2 separate regions of the Homo sapiens genome follow, and region 1 is linked to region 2. A link is an interaction called in ENCODE POLR2A ChIA-PET data of the cell type or tissue named here. Cell type or tissue: HCT116. All regions are shown on one strand. Each heading gives the region's core, and the rest is flanking DNA. Links, peaks and the distances in the headings are about the cores only.

Region 1 (15,144 bases), core at 3,726-11,725, 78 kb before region 2:
TAAGTTTGATGAATAAGTGGATGATTGTGGAGATGATTAGACAAAACTGTATGATCTAATGCTAATAAACTAGGGGGAACTTAGCAAGGCTTGTTTGTTCAGATTCTTCTCTGTGTCTCTGTGTCTTCAAAGACAGGGACGTTCCTTCCCCCTGGCTACAGGGTGGGCACCTCTGGAAAGAAGGTTTTATGACCTGCTTCTAAGAGAAAGGCAAGGGGAAGGTGAGAGTAACCTTCCTGCCTCTGGGGTTTTCTGAAGTGCCAAGGTGCCATATTTTGGGGTAGTGTGTCCTGAACCCTACAAGGGGATACTCCCAAAAGTATAAATAATTCGGGGAAAAAGTTAGGATGTTTTAATTATCCCAGATAATTGGGAATTTGATATACAGTGACATCTTAACGAACAAACTCTCAGGACAAATCTAGTTTTAATTAATTTGACTGAGTTGCAGAATAAATTGAAGGACATGCTGATCTCAGACAGGAAGGCACCGTCACTGGTGGGAAATGTTCCTTGAAAAGGGCTCGTCTGGGCCAAGGACTGAAACCAAGGCCTGCTTCATTGGAAAAAGTGAAGGAAGGAGGGAATTCATTCCCCGTAACACAATTTAATGCTTCACTCCCCCTTTAACAAATCTTGTTTATAGTATTATTATGCTTAAATTTAAGTAAGCCATAACATAATCATTCTATCCATCCTTGATAATGGAGCTTATTTATGAAGATAAAGTCTACCAAATACCTTCAACAATGTGCCCAGCACTGGGGATAAATCAATGAGTCAGAATCCCTGTCCTCAACACCCGCTTTGAGCCCTTTTCTTTGTTCATTCATTCAAACAGTATTTATTAAGTATCTGAAGGGAGGGCTATGACTGTGGCAGGGCATCTAAGTTATAATGGATGAGGGGCAGCAAAAAAAAGCCCACCAGAGGAGGTGGCATTTAGATTGAGGTCGGAAGGATGAGGAGTTGGTCAAGAGACAGGGAAGGAAAATACAGTCCTGAGGATGAAACAATGTGTGTGAAGCCTGGAGGTGGGGAGGAGACTGCAGGGGCTGCTGGAGATCCGTGTGGGAGGGCCACAGGGTGAGAGGGTGCTGGGTGAGGTCATGATATGGAAGGCATTTCCTCTTCTCCCAAATGGTCTCATGGCCACACCTTTCACCTCCTCCAAGCCTTTGCTCCACCCACGTTCTCAACGAGGCCTCCTCTGTCCCTCCCGTCCCAATTGCAACACCCCCTTGCTCCAATTAGTTTCCATTGCATCTATCACCTTCTAACACAGAAATAATATGTTATTTATTCATTATCTTTCTTGTTTGTCTCCCCCACCTCACTCCTACCTCCCTCTAAGCTTCGGTGAGGCAGAAAGTTTTGTCTGCTTTGTTTACTGACATATCCCCAACATCTAGAACAGGGCCTGGCATTCCGGCTCTGTTCTTCAGGGCCAGGTCTTCAATCAATAGCCGTTGAATGGAATTGAATTGAAAGTTGATGAATGTTTTAAGCAAGGATGTGGCCTTATCTTATTTAAATTTTTTGAAGGTAACTCGAGATCCTGAGCAAAAACAATGCTTTAAATCCAAAAGACACTTTTCTGAATTGCTCTGTATCAACTCTGGAATCTAAAACCAAGGCTTGGCTAGCCAGATGTTAAGCTTCTTCCTAACCTTTCTTTCCAAGTTACCCGAGTAGAGAGAGGGAAAGGCACAACATGGTTATCGTGGAGGCTTTAGGCACAGGGGTGAGAGCCCCAGAAAGAATGCCAACCACCCTATGCAGTCAAGTCAAGCCAGAAGCATGGACTGTGTGCATGCCTACCAACAAAGCCCAAAATAACTAGGATCAATTAAATGGCGGGTACAGAAGTGTGTTTGTGTCTTGATTCTCCTCCCTGTTGGGGCTTGCTACTGCCCTGAGGAAAAAACTGTTTACTTTTCATATCAGGTTTAAACAATTTTTATTTTTAGGCTTCACTCAAAAGTAAAGCAATTTGTACTGGATAATTCATTTTAAAGAAGTCTGTTGAGAGAAATTGCCTCAGGATGGGGCGCTCAGATCTCATTAAGAGGAGATTTATTGGTTAGCACAGGCTTAGAAAAGGTTGATTCATTCATTCAACAAATATTTATTGAACATTTTCTGTGTGCAAAGCCTTGCTGGAAAGTTAAGCGTGCAGTCCTTTTACAGATTCCTTATAAAGCTTACCTTCCAGTTGGGGAAATAACATATGTGCACAAGAAGTTAAATAGAGAGGCAACAATGAAAATGTGCCCCAAGGCAGCCTGTGATTAAATGCGAAACAGGTGGTGGAGACCAGAAGCACTGTAGAATCACTCCCAAATGCCAGTCTGAACAGTTTTCAGTACCTCAGACAGTCATACAATTTTTTTTAAAAATGATTTTTTTCCTAAAGCTAAGTGAATTACATTTGAAGAACCAACAGTTATTCTGATATTATGCCTTTTATGCTTTTTGATTAGTAAATGTCTTTTTTAAAATAAGATACTGTGATGGTGGTAGTTGTTTTTTAAGTTCTTATTTGGCAGAATAAAAAATTGACAATCAGATGTTGTACTTTATTATTTTGTTTTTGTTTTTTGAGACAGAGTTTTGCTCTTGTTGCCCAGGCTGGAGTGCAATGGTGCAATCTCAGCTCACTGCAACCTCCGCCTCCCAGGTTCAAGTGATTCTCCTGCCTCAGCCTCCCGAGTAGCTGGGATTACAGGCATATGCCACCACGCCCAGCTAATTTTGTATTATTAGTAGAGACGAGGTTTCTCCATGTTGGCCAGGCTGGCCTCGAACTCCCAATCTCAGGTGATTTGCCTGCCTCGGCCTCCCTGTACTTTATTATTGTTTTTAAAAGTCTTACTAGTCCACTTCAACCCCTCTCAAGCTAGAAACTACTGCTATTGAGGCAAACAGGATTGCAGCCAGGAGGGGCTCGTGGACTGGCATAGTAAACTGGGTGGGTTTTTCATGGTCAGAATGGAGGCAGATAGACATCCTAGATTAAGTAAGTCACAGCACATTTTTGTGGAGTTGAATTCAATCAGATTTTACGTGTAGCAGAGCCACAGATGTGATGATGGGGACAGCGGGTAGGAGTCGGTGAAGAGCACCCCCTGCAAAGGGCATGCGCAGATGACTCTTGAGAAATCAGGTTGAAAGCTGGGGAAGATCGTGGAAAGCCTTGAATATCCAAGTAAGGACATAGACTTTGGAGATATGGACAGAATTTTATTTTATTTTTTCAATTTTTTCCTTGAATTCTGAAATATGTCCTGATGGTCAGCATTTTTATGAATAGTTTTAAAGCAGACCAGTGATATGAAAAAATAGTATTTTTTTATTTTTTATTTTTATTTTTTGAAACAGAGTCTAGCTGTGTTGCCCAGGCTGGAGTGCAATGGCACGATCTTGGCTCACTGCAACCTCCGCCTCCCAGGCTCAAGCCATTCTCCTTCCTCAGCCTCCCAAGTAGCTGGGATTACAGGCACCCGCCACCACACCTGGCTAATTTTTGTATTTTTAGTAGAGATGGGGTTTCACCGTGTTGATAAGGCTGGTCTCGAACTCCTGACCTCAGATAATCCACCCACCTTGGCCTCCCAAAGTTCTGGGATTAGAGACGTGAGCCACCACGCCCAGCTGAAAGAATAGTATTTTTAAAAGATTAAACTCAATGTCAACTATGGACTTCTGGAGATAATGATGTATCAATGTAGGTTCATTGACTGAAACAAATATACTGATGTGGGATGCTGATAATCAGAGAGGCTGTGTGTGTGTCTGGGGACACGAGACACACAGGAACTCTTTGTACTTTCTGCTCAATATTGCTGTGAATCTAAAACTGCTCAAAAAATAAAACCTATTGTAAAAAGGATTAATCTGGCAGCTGAGTGCCAAATGGATAGGGGGTGGGGCAGATCGAGAATATAAAGTCACAAGATACAAAATTAGGTACAAGCATCTGTCCTGGAGCTTGAGATTTGTTAGCTACATGACAAATCCACTTTTAGCAGGGAGCGACTCTAAAGGCAGGGAACCCCGCCAGGAAGCAATTGTAATGTCCCAGGCCCAAAATAAGCAGGGCATTGAACAAAGTATCAGCAAAGAAAATGGAAAACAGAGAATGAGTATGGGCATGAATAGGAAGGAAATCCCATGGTACTTGGTGATTAATGAAGTCTGAGGGAAGCGAAGGGTGGGCAGAGTGACCCTGGGGTTTGACCAGCTGGGTGATAACTGCACTGCAGTCAGAAATAGGGAAATCAAGACAGAAAACTCTGGGCAGTGGGGGAGGGGGACACAAAACTGGGGAGGGGTTGTCTTTGGGTTAATGGCAGCACCTCTCTGAGGAGGTGGGAGTCAGTGAGCAGCATTTCCTAAGTGCCAGGCACAGTGCGTATCCCCAGCATCTGTGTGGAAGCCAGGGGTGGGAATGACTTTTTAAAGCGGAGAACCTGAATCTAAAGAAAGCAGCATCCTCAATAGGAGGATATTTTCAGTCCTATGACGTTTTCAGTTCTGTTCTCCTATTGGCTCCAAGAAATCTTAGAGGAATAGAAAACTGTATTATTTGCTCCAAGAGTCAGAATAAAGACAGGAAGCGGTGGTTGCTGGTCACCTTTTCCAGGAGTGGCCCAGAGGATGTTTACAGGAAAGATTCCTTTCTGCCCTTTGACTTGTAGGACTGTCAGACTAGAAATAGGGACTCTAATGCAGAAGTTGAGCAGATTCAGAGAACAGTTGAAACGGGAGTGGAACTCCCCAAGAGACAAAGCACCCTTGCACATCCTTCAAAAAGAAAGAGAAAGAAACTGTGGAGGGGGCGAGGAGAATCTTCCTTAACATAGGATGACATCTCTGTTCCTTTCTCCTCTTTGGCCTTGCCCTTTTCATTTTCCCCTTTCCCAAACTTCCTTCTATCTTACCAAACAAAAATATGAAGTGAGTATTATAGGGACAGGAAAAAACCTGTAAAATAAATGTTTTCCCCAAATCACAGGTTATTTTTAAAGACCAGCCAATCATGCAATTGTTGCTATTACAGTTACATCAGGTGAAATTGTAGTATTTACCAAGACCACACCTAATTTTTTTTCTTTTTTCTAAGACAGGATCTTGGTCCATCACCCAGGCTGGAATACAGTGGTGCAATTATAGTTCACTGCGGCCTCAAATTCCTGCACTCAACAGATCCTCCCACCTCAGCCTCGCAACTGGCTGGGACTACAGGGATGCACCACCACACCTGGCTAATTTTTAACTCTTTCGTAGGAATGAGGTCTTGCTGTGTTGCCCAGGCTGGTCTCGAACTCTGGGGGTCAAGAGATCCTCCCATCTCGGCCTTCCAAAGTGTTGGGATTACAGGCACGCACCACCACACCTGGCTACATGCCTAATTTAACATGAGCTAGAGTTAGGTTTGGCCATCCCTAGTGTTCAGTGGAGTTGTAGAGTTAGTCTCAAATGCCAGAGTGAAAGTCCTTGCCTATCACTCCCTCATGGGGTAACCATGGTGGAGCTGCCCAATTTCCTCATCTCAGAAGTGAATATAATAGCTTCTACCTCATAGGGTTGTTGTGAGAATTGCATGAGGAAACCATGGAAAGGAATTCATAGAGTACTTAGAAAGGCAGTAAGTACAGGGACAGATTTGGGTTTCATGGGACTTGAAGACTACACAACTTCGGAAGCCCTCTTTAATGAAAAGAAGATAAATCTTACTTTTGCAAGTTTTATATGAATATGTGACTATGTGAACACATTGCTCAGGTCCTCCCCTCGCCCGCACACAAGGTCTAGAAAAAGGCTTATTAAAGTGAGACATCCTGAAGCTTAAGCGTCACCAGCTTCAAGTTCAACCCACCTCTGAATAAATGCTTCAAATAAATATTAGTCCTTGCTGTTATTTATTTATTTAAAAAATGTTTATGGAGCACTTACTATGTGCCAGGCTGTGAGCTTGCAGCTAGAAGTTGGGAGTGTTGCACATCTGGAAATTCTATGCCCTAGCTAAGGGAAGGTCACTAAATATCAAAGCAAACCAAACTCCTTATCTAAAGAATGTGGTTTGATTTGACAAAACATCCCAAAGCTAATAAATGGCTGCAAAGCACTTTGCAGACCTCTTTAACAGAAACATTGCACCAATGGAATAGATGAGCTATTTGTAGTTATTATTTTATTTTTCCATTAAAAAAATGTGATAAAATAGATCCAACATAAAATGTACTATCAACCATTTTTAAGTGTACAGTTCAGTGTTATTAAGTACATTTATATTGTTGTGCAACCATCATTACATTCATCTCCAGAACTCTTTCTTTTATTTTTTGAGACTCGCTCTGTCACCTGGGCTGGGAGTGCAGTGGCAACATCATAGCTCACTGCGTCCTCAAACACCAGGGCTCAAACAATCCTCCCACTTTAGCCTCCCTAATAGCAGGGACTACAGGCATGTATCAGCAAGCCTGGCTAATTTTTGTTTTTTTGTTTTTTTGTTTTTTTTGTAGAGATGAGGTCTTGCCATGTTGCCCAGGCTGGTCTTAAACTCCCGGGCTAAAACAACCCGCCCACCTCGGCTTCCCAAAGTGCTGGGATTACAGGCCTGAGTCACCGTGCCTAGCCAGAACTCTCTTTATCTGACAAAGCTGAAATTCTGTTCCTGTTAAACAATAACTTCCATTCCTCCCTCCCTCAAGCTGACAGCAAACCACCATTCTACTTTCTGGCTCTGTGATTTTGACTACTTAGAGTAGACAAATACTCTAAGTATAGTATTTATATCTTAGATCTGTAAGTATCCACTCATAGAGTACCTCATAAAAGTAGAATCATACAGAATTTGTCTTTTGGTGATTGGCTTATTTGACTTAGTATAATGTCCCAGAATTCATTTTTGTTGAAGCAAATGTCAGAATTTCCTTCCTTTTTAAGACTGAATCGCATAGTTCATTGTATGTATATACCACACTTGGCTTATCCATTCATCCATCCATGAACATTTGGGTTGCTTTCACATTCTAGCTATTGTGAGTAATGCTGTTATGAACATGGGTGTTCAGTAGATGTTACTTTTATGTTGCTTTAGAACATCTGTGTCTTTATGATCACTGATTAGAATGTACTTGGACTATCGCTTTCCTCTGCTCACATATAAATTAAATAAAGCAGTCAAATACCGACAAACCAGTCATCAAACTTAAGTTTGGAGAAGTCAAGTGGGTCAGTGGAGCTTTGAACTAAGACTTAGAAGATTTGGGTTCTGGTCCCAGCAATGCAGTCAGTGTTGGCTAACTATGTAATATGGTGGCAAATGATTTCATCTTGCTGGGCCTCAGTTTCTTCACCTGTCCTGTGAGTGATTTGGACTAGGGTTTCCTTTTTAGGATGATCAGCTCAACTTGGCCTCCCAAATCAAAGAAAATCCTGTGTCCTTGGAAACCCCTCAATCCCAAGAAAACCAGGATGATTGGTCACCCTACCTTTCAGCAAATACTCAAAATTTGACACCAGATTTCAAAGAAATGTACTACATTAAATGAAATCAGGCTATTTATCTCTTCCCCACCCCCCAGGAAACATCAAAAGGGAATTCAGCAGCCTAGTCAGACTAGGACAAAATTCCAGATGTGTAATTTTTAACAGGCTTTTTGGGAAACTGCTGATTTTAGATCCTGTTAAGAAGTCATCCCCCACAAATATTCTGGTTAGGGAGGTTTGTATGTTAACGATTAGACAAGAGCTGTTAAAATTTCAGCTGAGCAACTTAAAATATTTCTTACTTTTAATAACTAGTTTGGCTTCTCATGGAACTAACTGTAAAACAGGTAGGATTTTTTTTCCCCCTCAAAGTGCACGCTTCTATGTCACAGAGGGAAAACAACAACAATAAACCAACTAAATAAAACTAAGGTTGACTCTGTCTGATCTGCAACTGAAAGGAAAGGTCAGCCTGGAATATGCTGAAACTCCCCTAGTCTTATACAGGAATGTGCTGATATGCCTGCCTGAAACCCCAAATAAGCCCCCTTTCCTGGAAAGATGATCCAGCCAGATTCCAGCAACCTTCAGCAAACAGGCAGGGCTGGTGTGAATGAAGTCAAGGAAGATTCAGGGGGCTGGGTGCAGTGGCTCATGCCTGTAATCCCAGAGAGCCAGTGTGGGAGGATCAATTGAGCCCAGGATTTCAAGATCAACCTGACAACATAGTGAGGCCTTGTCTCTACAAAAAATTAAAAATTAACTGGATGTGGTGATGTGCACCTGTAGTCCCAGCTACTTGGGAGGCTGAGGTGAGAAGACGGCTTGAGCTCAGGAGGTCAATGCTGCAGTGAGCCATGATTGTACCACTAGACCCCAGCCTGGGCAACAGAGCAAGAACCTGTCAAAAAAAAAAAAAAAAGATTCAGGAACTGTTAATTTCTATATATGAAAAAGTGGCCTGATTTATTTGGACAAAAGAAGCACTTCAGCTTAATTATTTTGGTTGCATATTTGTAGATTATTTGAGGCTATAAGCCTGGGTCTATGGGCAGTTACAGTGCATTACTGATTTGATTGGATCTTGAGAGAGGGCCTAAAAACAATCACAGGCCTACAAGTACGACTTTCTCCTTACAGACACAGACATGAAAAGACAATTGCCTATACCAATTATTATTATGATTATTATTATTATTTGAGACAGGGTCTTGCTCTGTTGCCTAGGTTGGAGTGGAGTGGTGCTATCTCAGTTCACTGCAACCTCCACCTCCTGGGTTCAAGAGATTCTCGTACCTCAGCCTCCTGAGTAGCTGGGATTACAGGTACCTGCCACCACACCAGGCTAATTTTTATATTTTTAGTACAGGCAGAGTTTTGCCATGTTGGCCAGGGTGGTCTTGAACTCCTAACCTCAAGGGATCTGCCGACCTTGGCCTCCCAAAGTGCTGGGATTACAGGTGTAAGCCACCATGCCCAGCCCTATATCAATTATTATCTTCTATAGACAATGGTTTAGTGACCCCTTTTTATGGTCTATCATAATAAAATCTCTATTTATAGATCAGATGATATTTTATAAAACCTATCCACACATGTATCACCCAAACCTCATACATTAAGATAATGCATGTAAGGTGAGATATTATTCTCCTTGTTTTATAAATGCAGAAATAGAAGCCTAGAGAAGTTAAGAGTCTTGACCCCAGACACAAAATGGGTAAGTAGCTCAAGCCTAGGTCTTCTGAATAAAAATCAGGAGACTTCACCAACATGCAAAGCAAAATGTATTGTGCTTTTTAAATATTACTCCTAGCATTTTTGCAATCTTTCTCATGCTATCATCTTAGATAATGATTAACAGGCATTTAGAGAGAGTGTTAAAGTAAAAAAACTGTTTGGCAACACACAGGTTTAAAGGGCTAGCAAGAGAAAGAGGAGCCAGCAAAGGGGTCTGTCTGAGTGGTGGTCAGAGAATGGGTGGAGGACTTGGTCAACTCAGTGCTGCCTCTTAAGCCGAGGGAAAGGAGAGAGAAAACTTCATCTGTAAGTGTTATAAATGAGAAAGACCTGTGGGTTCTTTGTTCAGGGAGCTACTGATGACTTCAGGGAGCACAATCCCCCAGAATCATGGAGTCTTGGGTTCAGTTAACCCCAATACTTATTCATGTCCCTGATGCCCGCCCAGATGGTCACTGCTTGCCTAATGCAATGACTCTGAGAGGCAGCTTTCTGAAGCAGCCTTGTGCTTTTGAACAACTTTGACTCCCTGGAAGTTCATTCTTAAACCAAGTGGCTGCTATGTTTTAAATGATACTGTTGTAAGTGTTAGGGATCAGAGTAGTAAACAAAGTGTTCAAACTTGCTGCCTTCAAAAAGTTACCTTCCAGTGGGGAGATTTATTTTATTTTATTATACTTTAAGTTCTAGGGTACATGTGCACAACGTGCAGGTTTATTACATATGTATACATGTGCCACGTTGGTTTGCTGCACCCATTAACTCGTCATTTACATTAGGTATTTCTCATAATGCTATCCCTCCCCAAGCTCCCCACCCCCCGACAGGCCCTGGGGTGTGATGTTCCCCACCCTGTGTCCAAGTGTTCTCATTGTTCAAGTCCCACCTATGAGTGAGAACACGTAGTGTTTGGTTTTCTGTTCTTGTGGTAGTTTGTTGAGAATGATGGTTTCCAGCTTCATCCATGTCCCTGCAAAGACATGAACTCATCTTTTTTTAAGGCTGCATAATATTCCATGGTATATATGTGCCACAGTTTCTTAATCCAGTCTATCACTGATAGACATTTGGGTTGGTTCCAAGTCTTTGCTATTGTGAATAGTGCCGCAATAAACATATGTGTGCATATGTCTTTATAGCAGCATGATTTATAATTCTTTGGGTATATACCCAGTAATGGGATGGCTGGGTCAAATGGTATTTCTAGTTCTAGATCCTTGTACCACACTGTCTTCCACAATGGTTGAACTAATTTACACTCCCACCAACAGTGTAAAAGCGCTCCTATTTCTCCACATCCTCTCCAGCATCTGTTGTTTCCTGACTTCTTAATGATCGCCATTCTAACTGGCATGAGATGGGGGGAGATACACTTTAAACAATAATAGGGTTAATATCAAATAGGAACAAGTATTTTGAAGAAAAACAAAGCAGGGGTGATTGTGGGGAGAAAGAGGGTCTTGTTTCTTAGTCAGGGAAGTTTTCTCTGAGATGATGCCATTATGGAAGATGCCCTAATGAGAGGAAGAAGCAAGCCATGTGGATGGATAACTAGGGGGAAGAGCATCTCGGGCAGAGAGTACAAAGGCCTTGGGGCAAGGAGCAGCAGGAGGAAGAGAAAAGGAAGGAGATTTTCCAAAGCAACTAGAAGAGTGAAGTTGTCATTTACTGAGATGGGAAAGTCTATAGGTTTAGGGGCAAAGATCAGAAGTTCAAGTTTTGACACATGGGTTTCACACACTCATTAGACATCCAGGAAGATGTGTTGAGAAGGTGATTGAGATCTGTCTGGGGTACAGGGAAGGGGCCCATACTGGAATTTTAATGTTTATGACTTAGCACATAGCTGGTACATAAAGCCACAGACCAAATGAGATATGGCTGAAGAAAGGATGAGGTCTGAGGCTGGAGCCCTAGGCACTCTCCCATTCAGAATTCAGGAAGCTGCAGCACCCAGCAAAGGAGATTGAGAAGGGGTAGTCACTGAGATTGAAGTACCTATAGGGAAGGATGACTCAGAAACTGATGAAGCAGACTTTAAAGAAGAAGACGGGGCCAGGCAGGACCAGGGTGTGGTGGCTCACACCTGTAATCCCAGCACTTTGGGAGGCTGAGGTGGATGGATCACTTAAGGCCAGGAGTTCGAGAGCAGCCTGGCCAACATGGTGAAACCCTGTCTGTACTAAAAATACAAACATTAGCTGGGTGTGGTGGCACACACCTGTAATCCTAGGTACTTGAGAGGCTGAGGCAGGAGAATCACTTAAACCTGGGAGGCAGAGGTTGCAGTGAGCCAAGATCACACCATTGCACTCCAGCCTGAGCAACAGAGTGAGACTCTGTCTTCAAAAAAAAAAAAAAGAAGGAGGGGGGACATCTCTGTTCATTCTTCTTAAGTTTGTTCTGAACCTAAAACCACTCAAAAAAAAAAAAAAAAAAACAAATAAAAATGAAGAAGAAGGAGGAAGGCCGGATCAGATTTGTACAATGCTAATAGGTCAAGTAAAATGAGAACCAAGAGCTGGTCACTGGATTTGGCAATGTGGAGTTCATTGATTATCCTGACAATGGAGTTAGGGGGATGTGGAAGGATGGGGAGGAAAGCCTGACTGGAATATAGTCAAGAGAAAATGAAGGAAGAGTTGGTGAAGACAGCAAATATAACAACTTTTTCAAGGAATTTTGCCACAATGAGAATCAGAAAAATGAAGCAGCAACTGGAAGAGGATATGTAGGAGAAAGGTGTTGTTTGTTTGTTAAGGGTGGGAGATATCACAGTACATTTGTATGTTTATCTGAATAATCCAGTAGAAAGAGAGAAACTGATGCAGAAGAGGGGATGATGGTAAGAGCAAGGTCATTGCATGGCGGAAGAAGAGACACAGGGCCCAGGTGAGGGCTGGCCTTGGAGAAGAACATAGTTACAGAAGGAGCCTTGCATTGTTAATAGGAGGGCAGACAGCATATGAGGATACAGATGTGGACATTTAGTGGACTTAGTGGTACATATGCGGAAGCTGTCTTACTATGCTTTTATTTTTTCAGGAAAATAAGAAGCAAACCCAAGAGTTAAAAGCAAGAGGGCTTGAGAAGAGAGAAGAATCAGTGAAATAATCTCTTGACTGGAAGAGTGAGTTGACTGAGGAAATCAGCTGGAATTGCCAGGCAGCACGAAGGGTTTGAGATCACTTAAAATTTGATGTTATTGTTGGGTCTTTAAGATTAAGCACCAAACTCCAGACCCCATTTTTCTCTTACCCCTCAAACATGGTCTTCTTTAAGACATAATAACATCATTATTTTATTTGATCTGACAAGCATTTGTGTTGCACCTATCCAAGCCTCTGGTGCAGAGGTGCAGTCGAGGGCACGTTCTCTCCAGGGACAGACTGGTTGGTGGGTAGAGACAAGAGAGAAAGAGAGAGAGAGGGAGAGAAGAAAAGGTTGATTCCATTGGGAGTTTTGCCTTCATCCTCCATGAACAGAGGGAAATCAATGCTCATCGAAGGCAGCAAGCTCCCTTTAGAAGGAAAGACATTAATAGCTGGGAAATGTGGCTTAGATTTGACCTTTCACTTACTGAATACCAGAATTAGACAGGCTTACCCATCCAGACCCAAGCTTCAGTGAACCCTCCCAGACCTCTCCAAGAGAGGCTTCTCTGAAACTAACAGCATGGAGGAAATAGGTCAGGAAATGAGTGGCTCCTTGTAGGCGCTTGTTGCCAAGAGGAGAGAGGCAAGGAAGGTGTCCCCATCTGGTGCAGGCTCAGTTCTCCTTCCAAAGCCACTAATCAGGTATGTTATTCCATCTGGCAGGAGTGCAGTAGAGAAGGGCAAGTGGGAGAGTAGAAGGAAGCCAGGAGTGTGACACTAGTTCATGTCCCCACATGGAAGAAAACAGCAGGCATGGGGAAGAAAGATTCCCTTTCATGAATTGAAAGTGAGGTCTTGGACCCTAGATGGCTGCCCTGTCCCATGCCTGGGCCTTTGACTCCCCCTCTCCTGCCCCCCTTTATCACTGAAGCAAGCACCAAATAGGTGAGAGAGTGAGAAATTTGAGGGTATAAACACAACATTGATTACCATGTTGGCCTTTGAAATCTGAGCTAACCAACGAAGAAAGTGAGATAGCAAAAAGGAAGTAGGATTAATCAATTGGAGGCTCAACTGAGGTCAAAGAGCGGTTGACTCAGAGGTTTTAAAAGGATTGTGCTGGAAAGATCACAGCCTTTCACATATTTGAAAATTACTATGATGGTCCTCTTGAGTCTTTTTGCTTGGATTAAACATACTCAGTTCCTTTAGTGGTCCTCATAGGGAAATGTTTCCAGTATATTTGTAAAGAGCATGTTTGCTTTCTACTGAGCACGCTCCGGCATGTGCCTTTGAAAGGGTGGCACCTGGACACTACTACATGGCTTCATCCAGCTGGGGGTAGGCATGGAGTGCCCATCTTCCCGGGCCGTAGAAGCCCTTCTTCACCTGGGACAGGAAGCTGAGGATCTCCTTCCTCTTCACTGTTTCCCCACCCTACGAACTCAGCTTGAGCTCTTTGTCTACTACAACCCCTGTATCTGTTTTGCCCAGGTATTGCTGCCAGGTGAGGACTCCACCACCCCATACTCGGGCAGTTGTGGCAGTTTTCTGGGGACCTCATGTGTACCGATATTAAATAGCAAGGATTCGAGGACTGATTTATCTGTGGGTCATTTGAACTCTTACTAAAATTCTTAATGACATTTTTGTTCATTTCTTAATCATTTAGTGTTAGTCTCAGAAGTTTTTGGTGGTAAAGGGAATGTATGTTTACTCATATTTATTTATTCAGCAACCACAAATGTTTACTGAGAGCCTTCTAAAATATCAGTACTGGGCTACAGACATGGCCCCTGTGTTCATGAAGTGTGCAGCATAGGACCCAAAGAACATCCCTTTGTTTTGTATTTTTGAATAAGGGAGATCGCCATTTACCTAGAGACCTGAACTTATCTATAGGAGTTTCTTCTTCTGCCCTCTGGTTGTAACAGAGGAATTGACTCTCATGTCTTCGAAAGACAGGCTCTTTATTTCTACCTTGGGACCTATCGCCTCTCATTCACTCTTTCTCTCCTGCATCATCCATCCCTCCCTCTAGTCTGGGTGATTCTCTTTAGCATATACATCTGCTCATATTTCTCACCTTCAAAACCCCCTTTCCTTGTCCCACATTCTCCTCTCCAGCTACTGATCTATTCCTTTGTACTTGTTCACAATAAAAAAATCATCTGTGCATAATGTGTCTGTGGCTAGAAAAAGCGGGGACATGTTTGGAACGGCTGTGAGTGTTACAGCAGAGGGCTGATAAGCGAGGAAGAGCACTTTCCAGAGTGCAAGGCACTGACATCAAAGCACTCTGCAAATATTTTGATAGGAGGCAGCTGTGTTATAGCAAAGAGGGCCCTGACCTCCCCTCTCAGAGGACCTCTGCTGAGTCCTGGTTCCACCATCCTCTCGCTGTTGTGATCCTGATCAAGTTATTTAACTTCTTTTGAGCCTCAGTTTCCTCATCTATCAAATGGAAATAGTTGTGGCTCTCTCATAAGTTTGTTGTGACTATGAAATAGGGATGCTTGAAAGTATGAAACAAATGTTAGAAAGTATTGTACAGCAATAATCTCCTTTAAAAGAAAATGGCTAGCCCCAGTCTGCCTGGGCGCCCCCGCAACAAGAGCCTGAGCCAATGGCTCCCCTGTTGTACACTTGGGAATGTGATCCCAGGGAGCAGGACAGAGGAGGAGAAGGAGGGGAAGGAGGCAGTCCAGTGCAAATTCGGGTCACTAAGTTGCTCAGGGCTGCAGGCAGCCTTGACCCACACAACCTCCTGAGGAAACTTATGAAATGTGTCTCAGAACTGTCCACCCTGGGA
Region 2 (15,144 bases), core at 4,374-12,373:
CCTTTTCACCACCACCACCCCTCTTTAAAAACCAAGGGTGGCGTTCCACATTGTTTTTTTTGGATCTTTGACATCCTCTGTTTTCTAAAGATGGATCTTTTTTGGGCGGGGGATGGAGGGGTTGGCGGGGGGAAGGGGAATGTTAGGAGATGTTTTATGAAAGTTCTAAGTACCTTTTTGTTCTACATTTACCTTTTTCTTTATTAATCTTTGGGAATTAGCTTCGCTTCCTCCTCATTCAGTTTGGGAGAGGAGATTCCCCTTTCAAGAAAAATACTTCAAAATTAGATATGAAAGTGAATATTCAGAATGAGTGAATCACAACAAAATTATGGGAGTCTTGGAGATTAGGTCCCTTTCTGTAGTGATTTCTTTACGCAGTTTGCCAGAAATGCTTATTTCAAAATGCCTCCTTGTTACAGGAACTGTGTAAGTAAGCAACCCTGATGCTTAAGCTTCATGAGCTTTACAGTATGTATACAGTTCTTGTCTGATGATTCTGAGAAGAGTTTAAGAGTGAACTTGAAGAAAATAGAATAGACCTGAGTAGAAAATGTTTTAGTCCCCAATTTGGCAGGAAATAGAACTTTGGCTGAGATGTAGAAAAGCGCTGCCCAAGAATGTATAGTGGTTGGTCATTACTGCTCCCCTTACCTCCTTAAAATAGTGTATCTACCTCAGTTGTAAGCACCTTCACTTCCTCACATGTAAAGGCTCTTGACCTAGGAACATGGGCTTTTATAGCCACTGCTCTTGGTCCCGGGGGTTAGTATAACCACATTGAACAAAGTTCATGCCCAGAAGTCACCCTAAAGAATTTTCATTCTCGTGTCACTTATTCATTCAGCATTCACTAAGAAAATTTAGTCTGATCCCATTTTGTGGTAGACAGTCCTGTAGAACCTTTGCATCTTCGGTAGCAATAGACAATATTGATGGGGCCCAAGGTATAATATCGTGAGTTTCCCAAGTATGTTGAATATCCTATGGGAAAGTAAAGGGATGCTTTATTTTTAGTGGAGGAAATGAAAGGCTTCTCGCAATTTCCCCCACACCTACACCACCACTGCATTCCTAGGCAACGAAATTCTTTTGTCATTTAAGATTAGGTTCATATTCTCTAGAATTTTATGTAAATGGAATCATACCAAAGATATACAGTGTGTGTGTGCCTGGCTTCTTTCATTTAGCTTAATGCTTTTGAGATTCATCTATGATTTTTTCCTATGTCATGGATATGTAATGTTAAATAGTATTCCATCGTAAGGCTGTACCACAGTTTGTTTATCTGTTGATGGAGTTTGGGTTGTTTTGTTTTTGACTATCATGAAAAAAATTGCTATGCATTTGTATACAAGTTTAGGGGTGAATATATGTTTTCATTTCTTTTGGATGCATACAAAAGGAGAATTACTGGGTTGTATGTTAAATGTACATTTCCTGTGTAAGAAACTGCCAGGCTGTTTCACAAAGTGATTGTATACCTTGTATGTAGAAGCATGTATTACAGTTACAGTTGCCCTACATCCTCACCAACACTTAGTATTTCAGTCTAGCTGAAATTAAAATTTCTTCTGACTATTCAGTGGTATCTCATAGAAGTTGAAATTTGCATTTCCCTGATACTAATGGTATTGAGCAATATTTCATGTGCTTATTGCCCAGTTGTGTATCTTCTTTTGTGCAGCATATGTTCACTTCATTACTCATTATTTTATTGGATTGTTGTTTTATTTTTATTGAATTGTAAGAGTTCCTGATATATTTGGTTACAAATTCTTTGTCAGATATTTTCTCCCAATTTGTGGCTTGTGTTTTATTTCAACACTGTCTCTCAAAGAGCAGAAGTTTTAAATTTTTTTGTTCAATTGTTTGTTGTTAGTGTATAGAAATAAAATTGATTATAGTGTATTAACTTTGTATTCTGTGACCTTGCTATATTCATTTATTAGATGTAGTAGCTTATAGGCTTCTTAAGATTTTTTTTTAAGTCCCCAACCCACCATCTCTGAGTATTTTACTTCTTTCTTTTTAAATGTGAATGCATTTTATTTCTTTCTCTTGTCTTACTGTACTGGCTAAGACCCTCAGTAACAATATTAATCCTGATCTTAAGGAGAAAACCTGTCGGTTTTTTTTGTAGATGCCCTTTATCAGATAGAAGAAATTATCTTCTATTCCTACGTTGTTGACTGTTTTAATCATGAATGGCCATGGAATTTTGTCAGATGCTTTTTCTGCATCTTTTGAGATGATCACATGGTTTTTTTCTAGTGAATGTTAAACTAAGCTTGCATTCCTTGGACAGACCCTTCTTGGGCATTATGTATTATCCTTTTTATATATTGTTGGATTTGACTTGCTAATACTGTGTTAAGAAATTTGTTTTTTGTGTGTGTTTTTGTTTTTTTTGTGTGTGGTTTTTTTTTTTGGTAATGTCTTTGTCTGGTTTTGGTATCAGGGTAATGCTGGCCTCATAGAATGAGTTGGGAAGTGTTCTTGTCTCCTGTATTTTCCAAGAGTTTGTATAGGATTATTTTATCTGGTTCAGTGAATTTTATCAGTGAAGCTCATGTAGATGTAGTTTTCTTTGTGGGAAATTTTAAATAATGAATTCAGTTATTTAATACATGTAGTGCTATTAACATTTTCTGTTTCTTGTGTCAGGGTTAGTAATCTGTGTCTTTCAAAGAATTTTTCCATTTCATCTGAGTTGTTAAGTTTATTGGCAAAGTTTTTTGTAACATTCCCTTGTATCCTTTTATCCTTGTGTCTGTAGGGTCTGTACTGATGTCGTTTCTTCCATTCATATTAGTGATTTGTGTTTTCTCTATTTCTCGATCAGCCTAGCTAGATATTTATCAATTTAATCTTTTCAAAGAACCAGCTTTTGGTTATATTGATTTTTTTCTGTTTTCTGTTTTCTAAATCACTGATTTCTGTTCTTATCATTATTTACTTCCTTCTGCTTACTTTGGGTATAATTTGCTCTTTGTTTTCTAGCTTCTTAAAGTGGAAGCTTAGATATTGACTTTAGACCCTTCTCTTTTACAATAAAGCATCTAAAACTGTGTATTTTATCTAACCATGACTTTTACTTTGTAATCTCCACATTTTGAAATGGGTTTTCATTTTCATTCAGTTCAAAATATATTAAAATTTCCCTTGTGGAAATTTGACCCATTGGTTATTTTAAAGTTATATTTTATAATTTACAAATATTTGGGGATTTCCTGACTATCTTTCTGTTACTAGTTTCAAATTTAATTTTGTTTTGATCAGAGGACATACACTGTGTGATTTCAGTCCTCTTAAGTTCATTGGGACTTCTTTTTATCCCATATATGGCCTATCTTATGAATATTCCATATACATTTGAAATGAATGCATATTCTGCTGTTTTTTGGTGGAATTTTCTGTAAATGTCTATCAGGTCAAGTTGATTGATAGTGCTATTCAAGTATTCTATGTCCTTAATGATCCTTAATGATTTTCTGTTATTCTATCAATTACTGAGAGAAGAGTGCTGAAATCTTAACTGTCATTGGGGATTTGTCTATTTTTTCCATACATTTCTCTCAGTTTTTTTCTCATACTCTGGACCTCTATTTTTGGTACAGATACCTTCAGGATTGTTGTCATTATGATGAAATGACTCACTTATCATTATGAAATGTTGCTTTTTATCCTTGGTAAAATTCTTTGATACCTATATTATAGAGCTACTTTGGCTTTCTTATGATTAATATTTGCATGGTGTGTCTTTTTCTGTTGTTTTACTTTCCATGTATCTGTGTCATTATATTTCAAGTCTGTGTTTTAATAGGAAAAATATAGTTGGGTCTTACTTTTTTACTCACTCTGAGAATCTCTGCCTTTTTATTGGGCTGTTTATATTATTTATATTTAATGTAATTATTGGTATGATTGGGTTTAAGTCTGTTACTTTGCTGTTTGTTTTTTTATTTGTTCCATTTGTTGTTTCCTTTTTCTTCTTGTCCTGCCTTTTTTTTTTTTTTGATTTTTTGAAATTCTATTTATGCCCACTATTGGCTTAATTAACTTTATCTCTGGAGATTTTAGTATATATTTTTAACTTACAGTATACCTTCAAATAGTATTACACTACTTTACCTATAATGTAAGAACCTTACTGTATACTTTCATTTCCTCCTCCTTTACGCTATTGTCATAGATTTTGCTTCTGTATATGTTATAAATGCCACAACATATTGTTACTACTTTGTTTTAAACATCAGCTTTTAAAAAAATTATAAAATGTGCCTGTTTTGAAGCTTTGTTGGGGTGTGGCTAGAGTATAGTTTTCACTAAAGCTAGGTTAGATGTACTATGAGGCATGCCCTGGGGTCTCCCTGGGGTGTTCAGTAGGTCTCTCTACTCTGGCTGATGAAAATGTGGAGTTCTTCCAGCCCTGTGGGAAACCTGGGAATCGTCCATCTATAGCTTTCTGGAAATTATTTGCCAATCCTTGTTGTGTTTTGCTGTATACATGTGCATCTTGGTGTTCAGCAAGATAATTAAGAAATTCCCTATGCAAATTTCTGGAGCTCTTTCTTTTTCTACATCCTTAGTCTCTGGTACTCTGTCCTACAGATTCTGGCAACTCCAATCTCCTGGAACCATGATCTCTGTCTCTTCAAGTTGTCAAGGGTGCTATGGTCAAGAATGTGACTTTAGGCAGAAAGTTGGGGTAATTGTGGGGCTTACCTCATTTGTTTATGATCCCATCTCTCAGAGATGACAGCCCTGAGCCCAGTGCGGTGTGTAGTTCGGTGTCTGAAAACAATATATATTTTGTCCATTTTTCTAGTTGTTTACTACAGGGAAGAGTATGTCTGTTTTTATTTATTCCTCCATTTGATTTTATATATATATATATAAATATATATTATATATAAATTATATATCATATATAATTACATATATAAATTATATATATCATATATAATTATATATATAAGATATATATATAATTATATATAAAATTACTATTTTTTGAGACGGAGTTTTGCTCTTGTTGCCCAAGCTGGAGTGCAGTGGTGTGATCTTGGCTCACTGCAACCTCTACCTCCCAGGTTCAAGCGATTCTACTGCCTTAGCCTCCCGAGTAGCTGGGATTACATGTGCACGCCACCACGCCCGGCTAATTTTTTGTATTTTTAGTAGAAATGGGGTTTCACCATATTAGCCAAGCTGGTCTCAAACTCCTGACCTCAGGTGATCCGCCCGCCTCGGCCTCCCAACGTGCTGGGATTACAGGCGTGAGCCACCGCACCTGGCTGCATTTGATATATCTTTTAAGGATAATCTAGAGATTTTTCTTTCCATCTTTTTTCCTGCAGTTTATTTGTTGAAGAAATCACGTTTATGCTATAAAATGGCCCACAGTCCAGATTTTTCTGGGTATATACTGTGGCATAATTTAACAAGTTCTTAGGTCTTATAGTTTTTTATAAAGTGGTAATTGGATATAGAACAGGGTGTTTCACCTTGACACTATTGACCTTTTGGGCAGGATAATTCTTTCTTGGGGATGAGGGTAGTCCTATGCATGTAGGAAGTTTAGCAGTATCCCTGTCCTCTGCCCACTAGATGTCAGTAGAATCCCCCTCCCCAGTTATGACAACAAAAAATGTCTCCAGATATTGTCAAATGTTTTTAGACCCATGTTCTGCTATGAAAAGTAGGCTACCTAAACTACAGAATTGTCTTCAGGAAGATGAAGTAAAATTAACAGTACTGGTAATGTCACCACTGCAGATAGAAAGAATACTAATCTGTGCAGTCTGGTACCACAAACATTTTGAAGAGAACACATGAGGAAGATTTGGGGAATATAAAAGTTAAGGCTGCACCGAATGGCTGACTTGAACAGTGTCATAGAGGATGTGAATTTCTGTTTGAGAAGGAAAAAATACTAGAGGCAATAGTAATATAAATGGTAAAAACACAAGTATTTAAAAAAAATTATATGTTGCTTCCAGAAATGTTTTTCTGCAACTTGTTGAAAAACTTAAGCTATTGGACTGCTATGGTAGATATACTGATGGTTTTACTCTTTTTTTCTGAACACTACAATTTTATTATAGACCAAGAATTTCGGACTTGCAGAAAGGTATTATTGCATCTATTAATGTGCTTTTCATATTTAAAGTGTATTTGTGTGATAAATTACTTCAAACAAAATCAAGTCAGGGGAGATTAATAAAATAACCCTTTTAAATTAAAAGTAAACTACCATTTTTGCAAATATTTCCAAATGTCATCATCCTCTGGATGAAGGATGGCAGATAATGTATTTTTTTAAAGGTTTAAGAGGAGGATTGAGATTGAGAGACTTCTCAAAATTTCCCTTAGACAACCTTACTTATAGTTTATTTAACCTTCTAAGTAACATTCCTCGATTCCCAAATAGCCAACTATTGTGACTCTGTGTCAGATCCTATGCACAGTAGTTGGTTGTTTTGGGATGGTTTAGGGGTAGTTCTGGTTTAGGGGGTGTTGAGAATAACCCAGAGCAGCTATGAGGGACAGACTTTGCTTCCTTGAGCTCCCTGAGAGTTGTCCAACCCCACTCTCCTTGGCCTTCAGAATTCTTTCTTCATCCCCCACTGATGTCCTTCAGTTTTGAGTCATCACTGGGTGAGTGTCCATGGTGCATCATTCTCCAGTGGGGTTTGAAGGAGTCTTTGTTTTTTAGGTGTCTTCAGTACTGCTTGTCATATTAGTACTGTTAGGTTTGAGGTGTAATGGAAAAAATTTTAAAAATTAAGTCTGAAAAATAATTGTGGAAGCAGGTAATCAAGGAGCCTTGGATTCTTATGTTTGTATTTTTAAGGTAAAACCTCAGAGCCTAATTGGCTTCATTTCCCCCAGAACTGTTTGCATGTGAGAAATGACCCTCTTTCCTTTCTCTATCGGTGGGTAGTCTCTATCACCTCTGTTTGTCTCTTTTATCTTCCTTATCTCTCTCCATCTCATTTTCTTTCTCTGCTTCCCCTTATCTCTGCATATTTCTTTCTTCTTTCCCTCTTGTCTTTCTTTCTCCTTTATTGTTGTCTCTCTTTCCTTCTCACATATTTGTCTCTCCCTTTGTCTCTCTTTCCCTGCTTTTCTCTCCTCCTTGTGAGCTCCTTTCTCTTTGTCACACCCCCACCTCCATCCATACACCCTCTCTCTCCATCAGGAACTTGTTCATGATTTTGTCAGTGATGCTTCCAGTTCCATTTTAGTCAGCAACACAGTCCTCTTTATTAAGGGAAATGGTGTATAAGTGCAAAATAATATATTTTAAAATAGACTTAAGAGGGTGTTTGAGGTTGAGGGACTTCCTCAAAAATTTCCTTCCAAAAACCTTACTTATGATTGAATCGTAGTTGCACTGTTCAGCCTCCCCTTGGCCTGGGGACTCCTTTGTCTCCTCTTATTAGTTTGCTTCAGTTCAGGCATCATTGGCTTCCATGGTGAGAGTCCTTGGCGCATTTTTCTTTTTCAGCACGATTAGAAGGAATTTTGGTTTTTGAGGTTTCCTATTTGTGGCAGGACCTTGTTACTATTATTTTGGGGATTTGAGGGGAAAATCTGTGTAAGTTGAGTCCAAAAAATCCAGTATGGTGCCAAAGTAACCAAGGAGCTGAGTTTTCTTATTTATCTTTTCTAAGTAGCACCTGAGGAGCCAAATTTGTTGTATTTTCTTAGCATTGTTTTTCCTGTAAGGGTTCAAAGATATGTCTATGTAAGATGTCCCTCTTCTCTTTCTTTGTCAATGAGTTTTTCTCTTGCCCCGCTACCCTACTTTTGGTTCTGTCATGCTCACTTACTTTTCTGTTTGTTAAGTGGGTAGTCTCTCCTTTTATTTTTCTTCCTTATTTTCTCTTTTTGCCTTCACTTATTTCTGCCTTCCTTGGTTTTCTTCCCTTTTCCTGTGTCTGCACCTCATTTTCTTTCCAGTTTTCCTCAGCACATTCTCCTGTGTCTTTTTCTGTTTCTCCCGTGTGTGGTCATTTTTCTCGCAGACCCCAGCGCTACCCACAGTCTCCCTCCCTGTGTTTTTTCCTCTGTTTCTCTATGAGTTCTTTCTGAATGTTCCAGCACTGAGGTAAGTGCCATCGCTTGTTCCAGCGAGTGGTGTGATATAGGGACTATGTGCTTTCTAGCCCTGCTTGCTATAATTATTCCATCTTTCTCAGACTTTTTTTTTTCTTCTCATTATGAAGTGAGTTTGAAAGTGCAGCTAAGAAAGAAAGGACCGGGCACAGTGGCTCATGCTTGTAATCCCAGTACTTTGGGAGGCTGAGGCGGGTGGATCACCTGAGGTCGGGAGGTCGGGAATTCGAGACCAGCTTGGCCAACATAGCGAAACCCTGCCTCTACTAAAAATACTAAAATTAGCTTGGCGTGGTAATGGGTGCCTATAATCGCAGCTACTCAGGTGGCTGAGGTGGGAGAATCAATTGAGCCCGGGAGGCGGAGGTTGCAGTGAGCCGAGATCACGCCATTAGACTCGTCTGGGCGACAGAGCGAGACTCCGTCTCCAAAAAAAAAAAAAAAAAAAAAAAAAATACAGATAGGCCTAAGTGGAAACTATTACCCTCCATAGAGGGCAGAGGGGCAGAGTAGATGGCTGGTTTTGAGGTAGTTCATTCTTCATTCAGACGTGTGGCGCCCTTCCCCAGGCCCTAACCCCTGGAAGAGGGAGGAAAAAGGCGATCCACAGAAGTGTCTCATAAGAAATGTAGCTGCTCATCTGGCCATTAGCCGCATCTAGTCCTCAGGTGACTTTTCTCTGAGTCGCTCTGCCTGTCCCCTGCAAGCCAAAAGGGCAGCCGACGCAGCCCGTGATGCTGGGACAGCGTCCGGCCGCGCGCAACTGACGGTCGCGTTCTGCGCGCGAGCTAGTTGCCTCCCGTACCTGCCGCGGTCGCCGGCCCCGCCCCCGGGAGCGCGGGCCAATGGGCTGGGCTCCAGGGGGCGGGGCTGGCGGGCGGGCGGTGCGGCCGTGGCGGTAGCTGCAGGGGCGGTGGCGGCTGCAGTGGTGGTGGTGCCTGTGGCTGTGGCTGCGGCTGCGGCTGCGGCTGAGATTTGGCCGGGCGTCCGCAGGCCGTGGGGGATGGGGGCAGCGAGCTCCAGCCCTCGGCGGTGGCGGCGGCCGTAGGTGTGGGGCGGGCGTCCGCGTCCGGCACGCGAGATGGAGCGCCGTGGTGAGTGTGAGGAGGTGGCGCTTGCTCCGGCCGCGGCGGTCGTGGCTCCGGGCTGGGGTTGCCCGCGCGAGCGCCCGCGAATTGCCGTCCAGGGTCCGGGAGGCCCGCGGGGCGGCCCCGAGTGGAAGCGGTGGCAGGCTGCGCTAGGGACGGGTGTCCTCGAGCCAGGACTGGAGTCCACGGGAAGGGTCCGGCCGGGGCTAGGGGCGCGCCCGGCGAGGGAGGCGCGGACGAGCTGGGGAGGACGCCAGCGGTGGCCGGGAGCAGACGGTGACGATCGTAATTAAAGTTAGCACACAGCGCGTACAACGGGTCCGCCTGCTGTTCTGAAGCCTTTGCACATTTTAACTCTTTTAATGTTCAGAACACTCCATGATTGTTCGACTCGGTTCACACGGGGAAACCGAGGTTAAAAACCTGCCCAAGCACACAGACTAGTGGTTGGCAGCGTCAGGACCTAAACCCAGGCGCTTTTGCTCCGGAATCCGTGCTCCTGATCACTATGGGTCTGTGTTCTTGCCTGGATTCTATTCCCGCTCCCACCTGCCCTGACTGCAGCCCTCACTCCAGTTGGGCTCTCATTCCTGAGATATTTTAGGATTTCCGTGGTGCATTTTCTCCTGGTCTGTGTTTTTTGGGTTTCGTTGAGAGTTTTCCTCAGTCTCAGAGGTTTGTCCCAGTTCAATTGTGGACGTGTTTTGGGGTTTGACAGTTTTAATTAAAAAAAAAAATTTTTTGGGGGGCGGGTGAGCTGGAGTTGGACGTTTCAAGGTGGAACCCTCGTGACTGACGAGCCTCTTGTCTCTATGTTTATCTTTTTAAAACTTTCTCAGAGGGTATTGGCCCCAAATGTTTTCGGAGGGCAGGATATTACCTGCTAATGGCAGGAGCTGAGCTCTCCTTCCCTTCTCTCCATCTGTCTCTGTGACTGTATCTCTTGTCTATAGTTTATCTTTTGTCCGTCGTTACCACCGTCGGCTGTCCATTTTGGTTGCTCCATTCTTCCCTCTTTGTTTAAATTCTTGGATGAGGAACTTGCTCTTTGGCAAAGAGTAGTTTTGGCTGGTCAAAGGAGAGTACTGCCTGCCAGGAATGCTAGACATTCTGGAGGGGTGGGATGCTGGGCAGCTTCCTCTTTTTAAAGCGTGCTAGGTTCAAACTGTACAGAAATGAAGTGCATGTGTATTGCATGCCTTCCTTTAAAAATTGTTTGCATAGTATTGATAAAACTCTTTCTCACATGTCCCTATTCTGTTTTTGTGGAGAGTGCTTTTTAAAACCATAAAGATTTAATCATCGTTTTAGGATGAGCTCATCTAATCTTTTTAGCATCTCAAAGTAGATTCTTGCCAAATCTGAAATTGTGCTGAAATAGCAGATTTCTGAAATATCTGGCAATTTTTCCTCAAGAAGAAATGGTAGAATGGGAAATAGTAAGTATAGATGTTTGGGGGCAGTTTTACACTTCAATTAGAGAGCCTAAAATGAAACTACTGCCGTAATGTGCATTTGGCAGGGGGCATGCGTGGGGCAGCGGACATTTGATTGACACAGGCTCCTGCAGTCGTGGGGGATAGGAAGTTTGTGTCTACATTTCTAATGCACACAACACTTAGATTTACAACATACAATGGAAGTGGTTTTGCACGGTAATTTTCTACTTGCTAGAGAATTCTTTGAGAAGTGGATAATACATGTTTTTAATATTGTTGGTTTGAAGTTGAAAGAGATGCACCAGAATTAGTGTGTCAAAAATATTTTGCACAAGTCTATTTGCACAGTTCAAATTTCACTTGGAAGCTTTTTAGTAGGTTTCCACAGAGTCAGTTAAGTTTCTACAATTGTTTCCAGTCCTGTATTTCTTGCTCACAATCCACTTATGTATTGTAGTGAAGCCACATCTTGTTCAAAAACAATTTCCCACAATAAAGCACTGCTAGTAATAATGACTTTTCTTTATGGTTCATCTTTATGATGAACCAGGCACTCTGCTAAGTACTTTGCATGCGTCATTACCTAATTAAGTTGCCAGTTGCAGTCTGTTAGTAACTAAGTTTTATGTTACTTCCAACAAGAGAATATTCATTTTCGCGCATGAGAAAGTAGTGTATATGATCTTGGAAAGTGTGTATTGTTCCAGCTTCTCATTATCATAGTTCATTTATGAAAGCTTGGGTTAAGTTTGTTATTTTAAACGTTTTTTCAATTGTAATGTTTCCTTTTTTTACTCTGGAATATGAAAAGTAGTAATATATAACAAAATCAGCACATTAATCATTATAATGCTGGCTAGAGATAGGGTATAATCCTTTTTTATAAGAGGAAAAGAGTTCCTCTTCTCCTTGCCATGTGTTTGATGTTGTTGTTGCTGTGTTTGTTTTTTGCAGATTTTTTAAGTCTTGTCTAAAAATGTTCCAGCAGTTTTGAAACACTTTGAAAGTTTGGGTTACTATTTTACATGTAGTTACTTAAAGTAAATTATTTCTGCTAAAATAGGTAAATTGTTTTAATGTCTTTAATTTTTGTAACCATCTTTACCAGTGACAGTGACCAATTCTCTAATTTACCAAGTTTAAAAGCTGTCATAACTAAACAGAATGACGTTATTAAGTAAACTGCAAGAGTGATGTTTGGTTAGGCTAATAGGCATTTTGGTTAGTGATTTGTAAAAGAGCTGCCCAAAAAAGACACTTTGAATTTTTGTTTTGTTTTTGTTGATGGGAAGGAAGACTTAGATATAATAATAATGCTCAAAAATTGCCCTAGATTCATTTTAGAAATGATGTATGCATATAAGGATTAATGTTAGATAGGTTTGAAACTAGTTTAAATGTAGAAGTTAGATTCTCAGAAATAATTTGAGATTGACAAAAGGACAGTGAATAAACAAACTTTAAAAATTATAAAGTGTGGTCCCCAGTTTAATAATCAGGAGGAGCAATAATAGAAATCCAACTTTGATTTCAGTTTTATGTAATCTTCCCTCAGCTTCATATACTTTTCTTTTTGAAACATACCATTTTAGAGAGTTTTTTAAAAATTTATATTTTCACTTCAAAACATTGCAACAACCCAGAGTTATTTTTGTTTCTATAAAAATTAATTGAAACTTTATAAGTTTATAAGCCTATCTGCAGATAGTTCTAAGTAGTTCATTCCTCATACGCCAAGCATTGTGCTATGATCAGAGAACACATGGTTAGCAAATAGACATACATGGTCTTGATTTCCATGAGATTATACTCTAGCTAGGAAGACATGATCTATTTGAACTGTGGTATGAGCAGTGATGAAAAGTAGAGGATACTATGGAACATCTCACAGGAGATTCTACTCTGGTTTGATGGTAGTGGTTTTGCTGGGGGATGGGGATGGTCCAGGAACGTTTCTTTGAGGAGGTAAGCTTTGAGCTGAGATCAGAGTGAGTAAACAAAGGAGAAGGAATATTCCAGGCAAATAGAATTACATATAGACAGGACCCTGAGCTGAACAGTTGGTGTTTTTCAAACTGTAGGGTCATGACCTATTATGTGTATGAAACCAAGTTGGTGAGTTGCACCCAGCATTTTTAAAAATGAAATGGGATGGAATTTTTAAAAACTCACATACATCCCATGGAGCCTTACCCAGAAGCATGCCACACACAAACATAATACACTTAACATGTATTATTATGTAAAATTATTTCCTGGTGAGAGTCATCGTAAACAAATACTGTTGGAAGAATGAGAAGGAGGTGTGTGTGGCAGGAGTGTTGAGAGCCAGCAGGTGTGTCTCCATATGACATTGCACAGGTAGGTAGGAGCCAGATCTCATGTTGAGCCTTGTAGAGCATGATAGCTTCTCACTTATACTTTGGAAGGGTTTTCAGTAGAGAAATGACATTATGAGATTTATGTTTGAAATGTTCACTCACTACATTTGTGATGAGACAAGAATGGATGCAGATAGATCATTAGGAAAGTAGTATAGTAGCTCAGAAAAGAAATGATGGTAATTCACTAGTGTGGTAGCAGTAGAGAGAAGTGGGTTGATTAGAGAACCCTGTAGATCAGAAAGAAAAATGAACTATGGAGTTGGGTGAGATATAGGAAGGAGTAAATGATACAATAATGTATCTTACATATGACTAGAAACGGATATTACATAAAACTTCCTAGTGGGCCAGGCATGGTGGCTCATGCTTGTAATCCCAGCATTTAGCTAGGCTGAGGTAGGAGGATCACTTGAGCCCAGGAGTTTGAGACCAACCTGGGCAACATAGTGAAACTGTATCTCTACAAAAAAAAAATTTTTTTTTTAGCTAGCTAGGTGTGGTGTTGTGCCCCTGGAGTCCCAGCTACATGGGTGGCTTTGGCGGGCAGATGGCCCGAGCCCAGGAGTTTGAGGCTGCAGTGAGCTATAATCACACCACTGCACTCCAACCTGGGTGATAGCGTGAGACCCAGACTCAACCCTTCCCCCCTCCAAAAAAAAAAAAAACCAAAAAACTTTCTACTGTAAATTTTATAGAAGTCCTTAGTCATCTACCATTTTTAAAGTAGCCAAATATTCAAGACAAAATACTTGAAAAAAAGTGTTAATAATAAAGTGTGAGTTAATTTAATTCCTCCGGTTATTTCCTTTTTGATTTCCAGAGATACAAACAAGATTAGAACTTTTAACTCTGGAAAGGTAAAATGAGGGTGAAGAAGAAAATAACTATGATTTTCTTGAGTTCCAGCTATGTGCCAGTATTAGGTGTTTTAACATATGAAGTCTTCTAATTTTGTGATCCCTTTTCATCCTCACACAAGCCTGTAAATAAATTGTACTGGTCACATATCTAGAAAATACTAGAGCCAGGATTCAAATCTAAATTCTTCTCATACCAAAAGATTACCTTTTTACTACCATCCTGAGATTATCAAAAATATTGCTCTGATGATCACACGTGTTTATTTAACCAGTCAGAGTATGTCAGATTAGTGGGCACCCTTGTAACTTATTTTCAACAAAGAAATATCCTTGATGAGACTTGGTAATCCAGGATGTGTTGTGTGTGTGTGTCTGTGTATATGTATGTATATGCATTATTAGGAAAAACTAACTGTAATTGAACTTCTATGTTCTCGACACTTCTGTATCATCGCGTCATGTAATCCCTACAATCTCATGAGATAGGTGTTGTCAGGATGTTACTCCCATTTTATAAATGAGCATACTGAAGTAAAGAGATGAATAGATCATACAATAAGTGACAGAGGAGGATTTTAAGAACAGGTATTTCTTTTTTCAAAGCCCATATCTCATCTTTATTTTTGAAGGTGATGTCATGGAAGGAGAATATGACCTTCTACTAAGTGATGTTTCAGAACAACTTTTACAATTAAATAAAATTCTATACCCTAGGAATCAAGAGGAAGTTATTAAGAGCATGGATTTTGGCATCAAGGCAGATACAGGTTTAAGTCCTAGTTCATTATCAGTTGAGAGCTTAAGGCAAATTTTTAACCTCTAAACCTCAGGTTCCTCATTTGTGAAATGTAAAGAACAGTAGTTTGCATGTCAGAGTTGTCGGAATTACTGGTATTTAATAAATGGAAACTGCTATTATCAATAATACAGTGATTGATTATTGATTTTTGATTTTTAAAAATTTAAAAATAGGATACCAAGGTGAGCTGTGGGCTGTTTGTGAAAATCTAGTGTAATATTTCCCTGGCTGATTTAGTTTTTGTGTTTCTTTCTCTCTCCTCGCTTGTTTTTGTTTTGTTTCTTGCCCCCTTAAGGATTTCAGTTTTTCTGACTGTTACATGAAAGGATGATTGCTCACAAACAGAAAAAGACAAAGAAAAAACGTGCTTGGGCATCAGGTCAACTCTCTACTGATATTACAACTTCTGAAATGGGGCTCAAGTCCTTAAGTTCCAACTCTATTTTT

What was found. ChIA-PET counts read pairs that join two places held together with the same protein. Peaks named below come from ENCODE experiments on the same cell type or tissue, not always from the same donor. Only the 100,000 strongest peaks of a DNase experiment are listed, where the experiment ranks them.
Region 1: POLR2A ChIA-PET joins it to region 2 with 22 read pairs; 14 of 35 experiments call an interaction of 5 or more read pairs at or near these places.

The regions. Positions count from the first base shown.
Region 1 is chr1:94,308,889-94,324,032 of GRCh38, reverse strand. The region is part of intron 2 of ARHGAP29-AS1 (ARHGAP29 antisense RNA 1); the gene reads right to left. It also overlaps a transcript of ARHGAP29 not described here. Among named protein-coding and RNA genes, the nearest start is that of ARHGAP29-AS1, 69 kb to the right of the region's middle. RefSeq lists an enhancer at 6,566-6,860. In HCT116, for the core only: no CTCF peak of the experiment used is centred there; no DNase peak of the experiment used is centred there; H3K27ac peaks cover 5,411 bases.
Region 2 is chr1:94,231,492-94,246,635 of GRCh38, reverse strand. It overlaps ARHGAP29 (Rho GTPase activating protein 29), which reads left to right and starts at 9,052. Exons shown (of 23, transcript NM_004815.4): 1 at 9,052-9,221; 2 at 14,993-15,144. The coding sequence starts at 15,025. RefSeq lists silencers at 8,849-9,078, 9,089-9,328. In HCT116, for the core only: a CTCF peak has its summit at 5,617 (motif pointing right); a DNase peak (open chromatin) is centred at 8,935; H3K4me3 peaks cover 4,442 bases; H3K27ac peaks cover 7,494 bases.